Linked DNA regions of Mus musculus: region 2 is linked to region 1. A link is a loop called in an ENCODE intact Hi-C map of the cell type or tissue named here. Cell type or tissue: heart. All regions are shown on one strand. Links, peaks and the distances in the headings refer to the core of each region. The heading gives the core; the rest is flanking DNA.

Region 1 (6,235 bases), core at 829-5,828:
CGGGGCCCCCGCAGGGCCCACCTCCACCCTGTATCGTTCCAGCGCACGTTCGCCTCACCCCACACCCGCACCCGTCCTGAAATTCTCCAAAGACAGCCTCACCACAACTCCCACTTTGGAATCCCTTAGACAGGGCCTGGCATTGTCCCCAGATATCTCCCTTGATGTCGAGAACATATAGCCCCGTAGCCTGCTGAAGCCCTTCATAGAACGGTGGTGCCCCAGGCACCCTGCCACACTGAAGCTGCCCTTTACTCAGTTTGTATAATGACCACAATGGGAATTTGAGGGCATGGGTCTCATACTATCCCACGGAGTATGAACAGCCTACGAGTGGCTAACCCCCAGCCTTTGTCCTAGTCTGCTTGACTGACCTTATCTGGCCGCAGTGGTTTCAACAAGGTAGTAGCTAATTTGGGCACTCCTCACCGTCCCTTTTCTGGGTGAGTCGTCACGTTTGTCAGGACTCTCTTGCGATGAGTTTTATTAGTTATCTTACAGTCTGGTCTTGGTCACCCCAGTCAACCGGAGGCACAGTATGGTCTCCCTATCCTACTGAAGTACTACTATCAGTGATAGAATGGGGACAGGAGAGATGCCCTGTCCCTCCAGCCACGTGCGTGCGTATACCATTGCTCTTAGCTTCTGTTGAAAGTTATGCAGCTGAAATCCACAGAGTCAGCATCCACAAATCAGGGCACCAGAGAGTAGAGCAGCTCTAGATGGAAGTGACCGGAGCTCCAGATGGGAGGAGGACTCAAGGGCTGACCAGTCATGACCACTCAGCAGTGGTTCTCACCTATGTGAGGTGCAATAGCACCTTGGCAGATCCTCAGCCTAGTGGCTGCATGTCAGCTGAGTACTCATTTCTGGCTCCTAGTGATCCTTCATTTTTACTCTGTGAAAAGCCCTGGTCATTGCTGTGGGTGGACCCTAAGTTATGATACTGACGGACACCTCCAATTTGGTCATAAATAGACCCCAGCCTCTATTATCTTGGCGCTGTAATGTGTGTCTGTGCTGTCACCTTGTGGTGGTTGTGGCTATCTCTGCGCTCTTAAACAAATGATCCTTTTCAGAGATCGGTATATAAGATGGAAAAGAATGACCCCATCTTCTAATGAGCCTCAAGAACCCTGGCAGCATCAGCAGACTAAAGGCCGAGGGTTGGCCATCACATGTAAGCTATTCACTGGTGTGGTGGCAGTTGGTCTCTGTCTCCCATCACCCCCCACATCACCCTTGCTATACTCCCCTATACTTCCCACTATATCCTCCCCACTACACCCCTGCTATATCCCCCCTGTCATCCTCCCCACCATACCCCTTGCCATACCCCCCACCATACTTCCCCTATGGCCCCCATACTCTCTGCTATACCCCCACTATACCCTCCCTGCTATACCCCCACTATACCCCCGCTATGTCCCCCACTATACCCACACTATACCGCCCCACTACACCCCCATTATACCCCCACTATGCCCCTCCTGCCATGCCCCCCACTATGTCCCCCATTATGCCCCCGCTATGCCCCCGCTATACCCCCACTATAACTCCCTCTATATCCCCCGCTATACCCCTACTATACCTCCCACTATACTTCCACTATACCTCCCCATTATACCCCCTCGCTATAACCCACGCTATACAACCCCACCATGCCACACCCGCTATGCTCCCTCTTGCTACCCACCCTCCTGCTTCACTTCAAACTAAGCGGATCCCTGACTTCTCCTAGTCTCTAATCTCAGCTTTGCAACTTCTTGCTACAGTTCCTAGGTTACCTGGGACATTGCAATGGTTGAACCCCAGCCTCTGCTTTTATGGCTATGGGGTTTCGGTGGACGCACGCACGCGGCAGTTTCTATGTCTCCCGCCTATAACCGATTCTGTATTGAGTTTGGATTGAACAGATCTGGCTAGCTTGAGGAGTCCCAAGGCAGAAGGGGACCATTCCGTAAGTGCACAAATGCCTGATCCCTTTGTTGAACCTGGGGTACTCAAAGCTTTGTCACAGCGGACCCCAACCTATGCCGCGTCTGCCGAGCAATATGTAGTATTGTACTGCCACCACGCGGCATCGTCTGTCCATTTAGCTATAGCCAAATCTGCACAGCGTGGAGAGTGAACCGATCGATCGTGAAGGGCGCAAGACTGAAGGAGCTACCCAAGAAATGTGTGTTGTACCACCCCATGACCCTTATGAATCATTGAATGCTATGCCTGAGTGACCCATGAGTTTGCCATAGGTGAACCGCAATTTTGGTCACCTCTATGATAAAGTATGTGGGACTGCACTGGTCGCTGCTCGGCAACTTCGGTCTTACCAGCCACTGACGATCTCGGGCTGTGTAGGGAATGAGTCAAGTTCTCTGGTTCAGTGTGTAAGGGAACCATTCCAGAGGTGCACACATCTTACCACCCCTATGAATCCCTATTTGGGTGACCCTGGGATATTGCTGGGAATGAATCGCTCCCCCCAAGTTGGCAGCATTTGGGCCACGATATATAGGAGTATGCTGCCACCGCGCGGTAGCATCCGTTCCCTTGTTGCACATAACAGCTTCTATGCCTTCCTATAGTGAGCCACACTGGCTGGTTTTGGGGTTCAGTGACCAAAGGGACCCCCTCCAGAAACACAAGTGTTCCAACCTCTTATAAACCATATCGACCACTGAGGCATAGCGGCTTCGGACATTGCTGTGGGCGAACCCGAACTTTGGCCCTTGGACATTGTCATGGGCAAACCTTAACTTTGGCTGTCTCTGGAACATAATGTTTAAGATGACAGTCACCAGCGCAGCAATTTGGTCTTTCCACTCACAACGGCTTTTGTGCTTTCTGGCATCGAACCACATGCACTGGTTTATGGGGTCTGAGACCAAAGGAGACCATTCCGGAAGGGCATAGGTGTCCTGCCTTCTGCTTTTAACAAGGCTCTCCGGGACAGTGCAAAACAGGTGAACCCCAACTTTGCCATAAGTACGATTATCTGCCACAAACCAGCCAGGGGTCCTACCACCTCTTCAATTGATTTTGGGCTGACACCCAAGGCTTGATGTAGGATTCCTCAGCTGCCAAGCTGGCAGCTGAGCCCCATTGAGAGAGAATGCAGTTTCAGAATTGTTTGCAGCCCTGAGCCGGAGATCATTAGCATCTGAACGCCCCAATTAGAATACGAAAGCGCAAATCACCAGACTTTCTTGTTGGCGGTTCCTTAAGTGATTCTTTGGGTAGGGAGGTCAGGTGTCCTCATAGATGTGCAGAATTTGAGGACCATGCTTAGTGGGGTCTGCATTATGGTACTGCAATACATTCCATGATCACCACACATAGTAGCTATACTTCAATTTTCACACAATAGCGCTGATGGCCCCAGAACCCTATAAGTCAGATACCTGAGATAGCTCTTGAGAACGTTTTATCAAGGACTAGCATGAACCCCTGGCCTCATGAAGCCCATGACTATGGGATCATAGATGGTGATAGGGGAGAAAACTCAATCAGTTGCAATCCGTTTTAGGACTGCGATGTACGAGACTTCACTGCCGCCGTGCGGCAACCCTGGTCTTTACACACAAAGGATTCTTTGCAGAGAGTAAGCCGACCTTGTTGATTTGGGAGTCCGAGTCCACGAGGTACCAGCCTAGAAAATGCATGTGTCCTGCCCCCCTAGTGGCATTTGTGACCCCCCTGAGGTACTGAACTTGGGTGACCCACAGCATTGCCATTTGTGAATTCCAATACCAGGGGTGGGGGGGCTCTTTAGGTTTGGCGCAATCGATTTTGCTGCCACCACGCGGCAACTCCCGCGTATAAACCCCACAACTGATTCAGCAGACGTCCAAGAATAGGGCATGGTCTCCTTGCAGAATTCTTATGCCTCCTGGATGCTCGTGTGAATGTAGCATGTTCCTTTGAGTCCTGGGTGTAAGTGCCCTGCACGCTCATCCCCCGGACATGAAAATAGAATCTCTATTTTCTCACCAACCTTTTTCTTTCCTTGTGGTGATTCGGGAACTGTAGGCAATGGCTATTTTCTCGGTTTTAACTCAGGCTCCAGGCAGACTCAGTACTGTCTGGTCATCAGTTGCTGCACAGAACACACTTACATGGCACCATGGCCCTTTAGCCTCTGCTATGTTCCTCCTGTATGGTCACAGCACTGCTATGTTCCTCCTGTATAGTCACAGCACTTTTGACTGCATTGAATGGACAGTGAGCAGGAAAGCTTCCTTGGTCAGGCTAAACTCCTAGTGGTTCATTTGCATTTCGATGGGATAGAGCTAGATCTCTTCTTCCAGAAACAAGTTAGGCATGCCTTTGTCAATCTGGGGACTGCCAGGGCAGAAAGTACAATGAGGGCAGTAAGCTTTGGCGGGGAGGGGGGCTCTTGGGGTCAAGTCTAGTCTGTTTTGGCCATTGTAATAGTACGTGACATTGAGGACTAGGTGATGGCTAGCAGCTGGTGGGCAAACAGAACCTAACTGAAGCATGGTACTCTAATGGGGGCTAGTATCCAGTGAGAGCCTAGTCTGAGCCCTGTTGTTGGCTGTGGAACTTAGACAAGTGGTGGAGAAAGAGCTCTGCTTTCTCAGATTCCTTCTTAGTAACGTTCCTAAAGAATGAGCATAGAGAGAGTGGAAGTGAAACATCCAGGGGAGCCTCAGTCTCTTCTGAGTTCATGGCCAAGACTTATGTCCTAAACTCACACTATGGCCCTCTCAGTTGGGAACCAGCTCCCGTTGTCCCCTTCTGGACACCATCCCCATATAGAACTAACCACACAATGTGTCTTTTATACCACTGTGAGCATGGTGGTGCCACCTAGTATCTGGACAAAAGCTTGTAGATGATGCTAACATGACAATATGATATTGACTTAGATAAGTTGGTACATAAGAGTGACATAGCTGGTCCCAGCACTTGGGAGGCAGAGGCAGGCAGATTTCTGAGTTCGAGGCCAGCCTGGTCTATAAAGTGAGTTCCAGGACAGCCAAGGCTACACAGAGAAACCCTGTCTCAAAAAACAAAACAAAACAACACCACAAAAGAGTGACATAGCTGGGACATGGACATGGGAGTGTCACATAGATGGGATATGCACCCAGAAGTGTCACATAGATGGGACATGGACACAGGAGTGTCACACATAGGGGATATGGACACAGGAGTGTCACACAGGTGGGGCATGGACACAGGAGTGTCACACAGATGGGATATGGACACAGGAGTATTACCTGAACAGGACATGGGCACTGATGTGCCACCTGGATATAACATGGGCCCAGTGGTGTCTGTAATCTGGAGAGAACATAGGTATAAGAGTGTTACTTATATAGGACATGGACACAGAATATCACTTCAATAAGATGCAGGCTCAGAGGTATTACCCAGGAAGGACATGGGTATAGAGATCTTTCTATATACAGAAGAGATACCTTCTAGACCTTCTAGACACATAGATGGGACACATAGATAGGACACATAGATGGGACATATAGACACATAGATGGAACACAGACACAGAGGAATCTTTTGGACGGGACATGGGTACAAAGGTGTCATTTGTATGGGGCATGGGCATAGGAGTCCCAATGGACGTACACAGAGGTGTTTCCTGAATGAAACATAGGCACATGGATTCCACAGGACAACAAAACAGAGTTGTCATCTTGAATGGATAAGGGCACAGGGGTGTCTCCTGGATAGAATGCAAGAATAGAGATAACACCTGGATAGGACCTAAGCATAAAGGTGTTACCAAGATAGGACACAAACATAGCTGCCTCCTAGATGGGACATGGGCGTAGGTGTCATATGGAGGGGATAATGCCACAAAGGTGTCACCTGGATAGGACATGGGCACAGAGGTGTCACCTATGTGAAACATGGGCACAATGGTATCATCAGCATGTAGATATAGACACATTCCTATCCAAGGATGGGGACATGAATACCAGGGTATGACTTGGATAGGGACAGGACATAATGTGTCATTCAAAGAAGATTGGAGATGCCATCTATAAACCATATACAACCTAAGGAGAAATCAGCTCTACAGGCATGGGCACCTTGACTTTGGCCTTGAAATTGTGGGGTACAAGAAAACTGATTTTTGTGTAGGAAGATGGTTTCTTGTAGCCCATGCTGACCTCAGACTAGCTATGTAATAAAGATGACCTTTAATCTCTGATCTTCCTGCCTTCATCCCCTGAGTGTTGGATGATAA
Region 2 (6,235 bases), core at 522-5,521, 260 kb before region 1:
CACCCAGGATCAGAGGATCACAGGATTCCAGGAGCTTGGTCACACCAGGATCTCAAGGTCTCAAAGGCAGCTTGACTCCCAGAAGCTCAGACACACCCAGGATCTCATGATCCTAGGATCCCAGAATCACGGGATCACAGAGACAGCTTGACTTAGAGGAGTTCTGACACAACCAGGATCACAGGAAGGACAGGCTCCAGTCAGACATACCCAGGGCAGGTAGCACTAGAGATAACCAGAGGGTGGGAGGCAATCATAAGAACATAAACAACAGAAACCAAGGCTACTTGGCATCATTAGAACCTAATTCTCCCACCATAACAAGTCTTGGATACCCCCAACAAACCAGAAAAGCAAGATTCAGATCTAAAATCACTTCTCATGATGATGATGATAGAGGACATTAAGAAGGACATAAATAGCTCCCTTAAAGAAATACAGGAGAATTCAGATAAACAGCTAGAAGCCCTTAAAGAGGAAACACAAAAAATCCCTTTAAAGAGTTACAAAAATAGGTTGCCAGTTTGTGCTTCGAGGCTGGTGCTGGACAGGTTGTGGTGTCTACTTACAGAGTGGAGTGCAGAGTCATCCTGACTCTACATTTGCACTCAAAATGGAGCCAAATGCCACTTTGTGAAATGGAGTTGCCCAGGGCAGGACAGCCTGAAAGCCACTGTTTACATAATATAGAGCGTCTTAGAGCAGGGTACAGCCTGATCTCAACTCCATCTCCTGGAGATTCCATCGCCCTTGGCAATCAGGACAGATCTGCCCATAAAGTCCTGGTTCAAATAGTGCTGGGACTTCAGCATGAGACCCTGCGGGGTTTGGGAGAGCGCTGGCATCCTCATTTGGGGGCTTAAACTGCAGCTTTGCAGCTGGTCACCTTTCAGCTGGAGACCTCAATCCCCCTGGGAAGACACTTGAATTTTCAAGTAGCAAACATCGCAGAGAATAGCTCCCAGCATGCACTAGAGAATGCAGCCCCTGCTTTAGCTTGCAGCTGGGTCTCTAGGCTGCAGGAGAAGGCCTGGATGCCCATTTGGCTTGAGTCCCATTATTTGGGGGGATGAATGGCACTTGGCAGGTGTGAAACTGAGAGGAGTCAGGGGAGGGTAATGGGGCCAACTATAGTCAAAGTGGCTAATAAATTAGAATTAAAATGTCACAGGAACCCCATTGCTTTGTACAACAGATGTATACCAATAAAAACAAAACAAACCATGAGCCACGGAGATGACTCAGTGAAGTGCTTGCTATCTAAGCAAGAAGACCTGAGTTCAACCCCCCAACGCCCATAGAAAAGCTGAGCATAGTGACAGTGGCATGTGTCTGTCAGAGCATTGAGGAAGCAAAGCAGATTGCTGAGGCTGACTAGCCAGACTAGCCTAGTTAGTGATCCCTACTTCCCATGAGCCTTCTTGTCACAAAACACAGGTTGTATGGCACCTGATGGATGATACCCAAGGTTGATCTCTGCCTTCCTTGTGTGTGTGTGAGAGAGAGAGAGAGACAGAGAGACAGAGACAGAGACAGAGAGAGACTGTGTCCATGTGTCTGTGTGTCTGTATGTGCATGTGAGCATAAAAATACAAAGAGAAATGGTGCTGCACTTGGCTTTTGACTGTCCCAAGTATGTCCAGGCCTGTGTGACCATCTACACCAGAAACCCACAGCATCACCAGGAAAGATGGGCTGCTGAGCTGCAGGAGTCTTTGAAAGCTCTTCTGGCCTCAGGGTCCGACTCTGGATGTAGAGAATAAGAAGACAAGACTTAGGAGCCATCTTCATCAGGACCTTAGCACAGCATTGTCCAGTGCTGATAAACCACTGGCTGATTTACAAGCTATCTGCCTGTAAGAGAAACAGGCTTCCACCGAAGATGGTTTCTGATTTCTGTCTCCATTGTCTACTGAGCAGGTGCCCGACACAGGCCATTTTTCTTGTGCGTTTCTGAGTTCAAATGTCTTATGTGCATGCAGAACCAATATGAGCGTGTATGTTTTCAAGACAGAGGCTCATGGAGACCATGCTGGCCTCACACTCACTATGTAGTTGAGAATGGTCTAGAACTCCTGGTCCTCCTGCCTCCACTCCCAGAGTGCTGGGACTGGAGGAGTGCATTGTCACACCTGTTTTTGCAGTGCTGGGGATAGAACTCAGGACTTCAGGAATGCTAGGCAGACACTCTACCAACTGAGTCACATCCCCAAATCTGTGACCAGCTTTATGGTGGACTGAACTTCAAGGCCTTATTTTTTTTAAGTTAGATTTATTTATTTTATGTGTGTGACTGTTTTGCTTGCATGTGTGTATGTGCACCCTGAGCATGGCTGGTGCCCAGGGTCTTCTCCCCCTGGAACTGAGGTTGCAGATGGTTGTGAACTAACTGCCTTGTAGGTGCTGGGAATTGAAGGTAGGTGCCCCTTATGTCCTCACAAGAGGGGCAGCAGCAGCTCTTAACCACTGAGCTGTCTCTCCAGCCTCAACATCAACACCTGATTGCAGCATTCAGCATGGGTGCCTATATTTGTCTCAGTGATGGAAACAAGGCCGAACAAAATGCCTTTTGCAAGAGCTTTGGGCTCCAAAAGGACCCAAAGTTTCAGGTTTGGAAACTTAAGACAGGTTGTCTGTAGTTGCATGAGATTACCACCAGGTGGCACTGTTGAATGAGAAAACGAACAAGTCATGGCTAGGATGGATAGAGCCCCTCACCCAAGCAGAGCGGTCACCACTCTGAACTGAGTCTCCATGTGAGGGACTCTGACTTGGACCTGCGTTGAGAGGCTCCATTGACAGAACAGTGGGTGACACCAGAATAGTGACAGACACCAGCACGCTGTTCTGGTGGCTCAGTTCTCTCTGAGACGTGAAGACAGTCTGTGGGCCTGTGACCAGTTCTTTCGTTTGTGAGCAGAACATGGCTGCCCATCTCAGGACTCCAACCCTACCACCACACCTTCGAGCTGAAGCAGTGTAGTCTGTGGCAGAAGGGGATGGGGTCCCTGTGTCCCAAAACAGACCTCTTCCATCTATTCAGTACAGCACACTTCTGCCTGGAGGTCCTAAACCTGGCCTCACTGAATGCCCATTGGATGACCCGGGCATCTGCAGGCTGAGCTTGATTGATGTGCAGCATACACACTTCAGATAAAACATGAAGGGGTCCTTTGAACCTTGGGGTGGGCCTGGCTCCCCACAGTCAGATATTGATGGCTGTGCTTAACTCCTGACTTTGTTTTTGCTCCAGGCTTGGAAGTCATATGACAGATGTTCCGGGGCCCTGCAGGGTTAGGGCTGGGGTTCACAGCCTTTGCTACATGCTAAAAAGCAGCTCTGGGCCTGAGGCCTTTTCTATGACGTACGAGCAAGCTTTCCTGTTGAATGTGGGAAGTCTGTGGCCTACCTTATCGCAGGTGTCTGCTCACCCTGGATGACATCATTCCTGCTCTATGCCAGGGGTCAGCAGCCTGGGGACACACACTACGGCCCAGTTAGGCTTCAGTCTGAAAGGGAAGGAGGAACTCACTCCTCTTTCTTCACAGAACATTGGGGGCTAGCATGCTTCTTACTCAATGTGAGTGCACTCAGACCGGGACAGAGGATGTGGGTAGGAGCTCCAGTAAGCAGAAGGTGTCTCCTGTCATTGGGGCTCCCCAAGGCCAGGCCTACCTGGCCTTCACGACAAGAGGCAGGGAAGACCTGGCACTTAGCCTCTGTTGTTGGAGGAAGATCACTCAGGCTAGGGAGGCCCCTCAGAGAAACAGCAGGGAAAGATAACTTCTGCGTAAGCTAATAAGATACAAGGATTCAATATCTGTGCCCAAGACAGATGTCCCAGATAAAGTGCAGCAGCTGCCTGTAAAAGGACTGGTCCTCAAAGGCAGGAGGAACATGCTTGAATATGAAAACTCAGAACTTTCTCGAAGGTTTCCTGAGTCCCTCCCATTCAGACACAAAGCTCAAACTATTGCCACTGTTGGGGACAGCCAGCTCTGTTGTAGGTCTAGCCCACACATTGGGTGAGGGCCATATGAGCCACATGCACACACATCTCCTGCCTGTAGGGGTTGGGGTGGGGCAGGAAGAGAGCATGGCCGTGTCAGATTTGATTTGGTGATCACTGCAGTGCTGATGGCTCTCTGACAGGTTCCCAGGGGTGCCGAGTTTTTGGTGATAAAAGGGGGCTCTCTTAGACTAAGCCAAGTGGCTGCTTACCGCCCTTGACTGATGGCATGCGCCCCATGCCAGCTACTCTGGACTGCTGGCAACCCCGCTGCACTGGTCCTTCCACAGCATAGCACACTCATTAGTGGGTGCCAGCCACGGGCACCCTTTCCTGGTGAGCCTCCTGGGCATAGGATTTACTCATATTTCTGCTAGGCTCTTTACCGTCATCTTTTAAACTTGGAATATGGATAGCTTTTGGATTGGGCATCACATTTTGGGTCTCAGTCCTAATGATCACTTGTCAGCACAGAGATAGTCACAAATAGGATGTGTACAGAGGCACCTCATCTTGGAAAGAACAGTATACCGTCAAGCAACATCCAGCAACGTAGACTCAGGAAGAAAAGTGTGGTACTAGCTACATACATTGACCTTAATGTGTCTGCACTATGTGGGTGACAATGAGCACACTGGTCTGTAGCGAGGACTCATGGGTTAAGAACATTTGCTGGGCTTGCAGAGCCCCTGCACCCACATGGTGGCTCACAACTACTTGTAACTTCATTTTCAAGGCATTCAATGTCCTCTTCTGTCTCTTTGGGCACTGGGACACTGATTGGCCGGTGCATGGATATAGGTAGGAGGAATTCAGAGGGACATTTTACTGTGAGCTTGTGAGTGTGTGTGTGTGTGTGTGTGTGTGTGTGTGTGTGTGTGTGTGTGTGTAGTGTGTAGTGTGCATATATGGCAGTAAAAGAACAGCCCCAGGTGTCAATCCTCTGACACCGTCAACCTTTGTTTGAGACGGAGTCTCTCATGGTCAGGAACTTCATCAGGTAAGCTAGACTTGCTGGCCAGTGATCTGTGAGGGAGGCGACCCGCACCTCGCCTCTGTCTCTCGTCTCATCCACACCAGAATTACAAATGTGTGCTGTCACACCTGGCTCGTCGAACAGATTCCAAATTCAGTTCCCTGTGTTTTGCTCTTGCAAGACAAGCACTTTGCCAACCGAGCCATCTTCCCAGCTCTTGCTGTGAGCTTATTAACTGGCGTATTAGTGCGTGGGCAGTGTGATCAGCTATGCATCCCATAATTAGAGCCATGCGTCAAGCAGAGGGAATAATAGTACCAAGCTGCAGAGTGATGCACCGCATGGTCCCGTAATCTAAAGACAATTCAGAGAGAAGTTAGGAGCCAAGCTTATAGCCTAATCTTTATTTTTGGTTTAAGACATTGATTGTCATGGCAGAAAGTGGATGAGTAAAACCGTACCGTGCCTAATAATTTTTTAAGAGAAAAAAAAATGCCTTGGTAAAGATGAGAACATAGGCTAACAGGAGAAGAAAGAAAGAGAAGCAGAAAGCAGAGAGAGCAGAGGGTTGGGGTCTAGTGTCTGATGAGCCAGGCCCCAGCCAGAGACAAAAGCAAGCTGCATGCAAGGTGGGGCCCAGTGCCTCTGGCAGGAGAAGGTTTTCCATCCCTGGGAGATGGTGTTTACATGTGGGGTAGCAGCCTTGACAGTGCGAATACACAGAGCCTTGACAACAGCACAGCCGAGGATGGGGTTGGCAGAAATCAATTAAACACAAAAGGCTTGCTGCCTTGGGCCATAAACCTCTAAACTGATTTAGCCAGCATATTTCATAATCAAACCTGTGAGCACATAAAGTGCGTCTTCCACGTCCCGTGGGAAGTCCGCTATGCATGAGAGTCCCCTCAGTGCCAGGCTGGTCAAGGCCTTGGGCTGTGCCCTGAGCTCAAGGGTGGCTAGGGCCCCAAGCTGGCAATGGGCAGTGGATGGTGGGGCTGAGAGGCCCTGTCATGTTCTGCTGCAGGGTTGTCAGAGGGAGGGAGGGAAGGAAACAACCACACATTACAGGAAGAGCTCTCTGGGATGGCTCCAGAGGATGGTGGCCGAGGCTAGAGCTGAGACCGTGCAGACTAAGGTGAGGCCAAGGTGGCGTCAGAACCATAACGCAGCAAGAAAGATAGAGCCGCAGATATCTGACTCGGTTCCAGCTCCTGTGACATCAGATTCCACAGCCCGGATATGGGACACTG

What was found. Peaks named below come from ENCODE experiments on the same cell type or tissue, not always from the same donor. Only the 100,000 strongest peaks of a DNase experiment are listed, where the experiment ranks them.
Region 2: it touches region 1 in a loop (8-fold over the local background); 15 of 42 quality-filtered maps call a loop at or near these places.

Annotation. Positions count from the first base shown.
Region 1 is chr7:142,578,242-142,584,476 of GRCm38, forward strand. No RefSeq gene overlaps it. Among named protein-coding and RNA genes, the nearest start is that of H19, 3.2 kb to the left of the region's middle. In heart, for the core only: CTCF peaks have their summits at 2,081, 2,568, 3,592 and 3,793; a DNase peak (open chromatin) is centred at 2,513; H3K4me3 peaks cover 1,502 bases; H3K27ac peaks cover 2,051 bases.
Region 2 is chr7:142,314,060-142,320,294 of GRCm38, forward strand. No RefSeq gene overlaps it. Among named protein-coding and RNA genes, the nearest start is that of Krtap5-4, 14 kb to the left of the region's middle. In heart, for the core only: CTCF peaks have their summits at 2,647 (motif pointing right) and 2,848; no DNase peak of the experiment used is centred there; H3K27ac peaks cover 3,861 bases.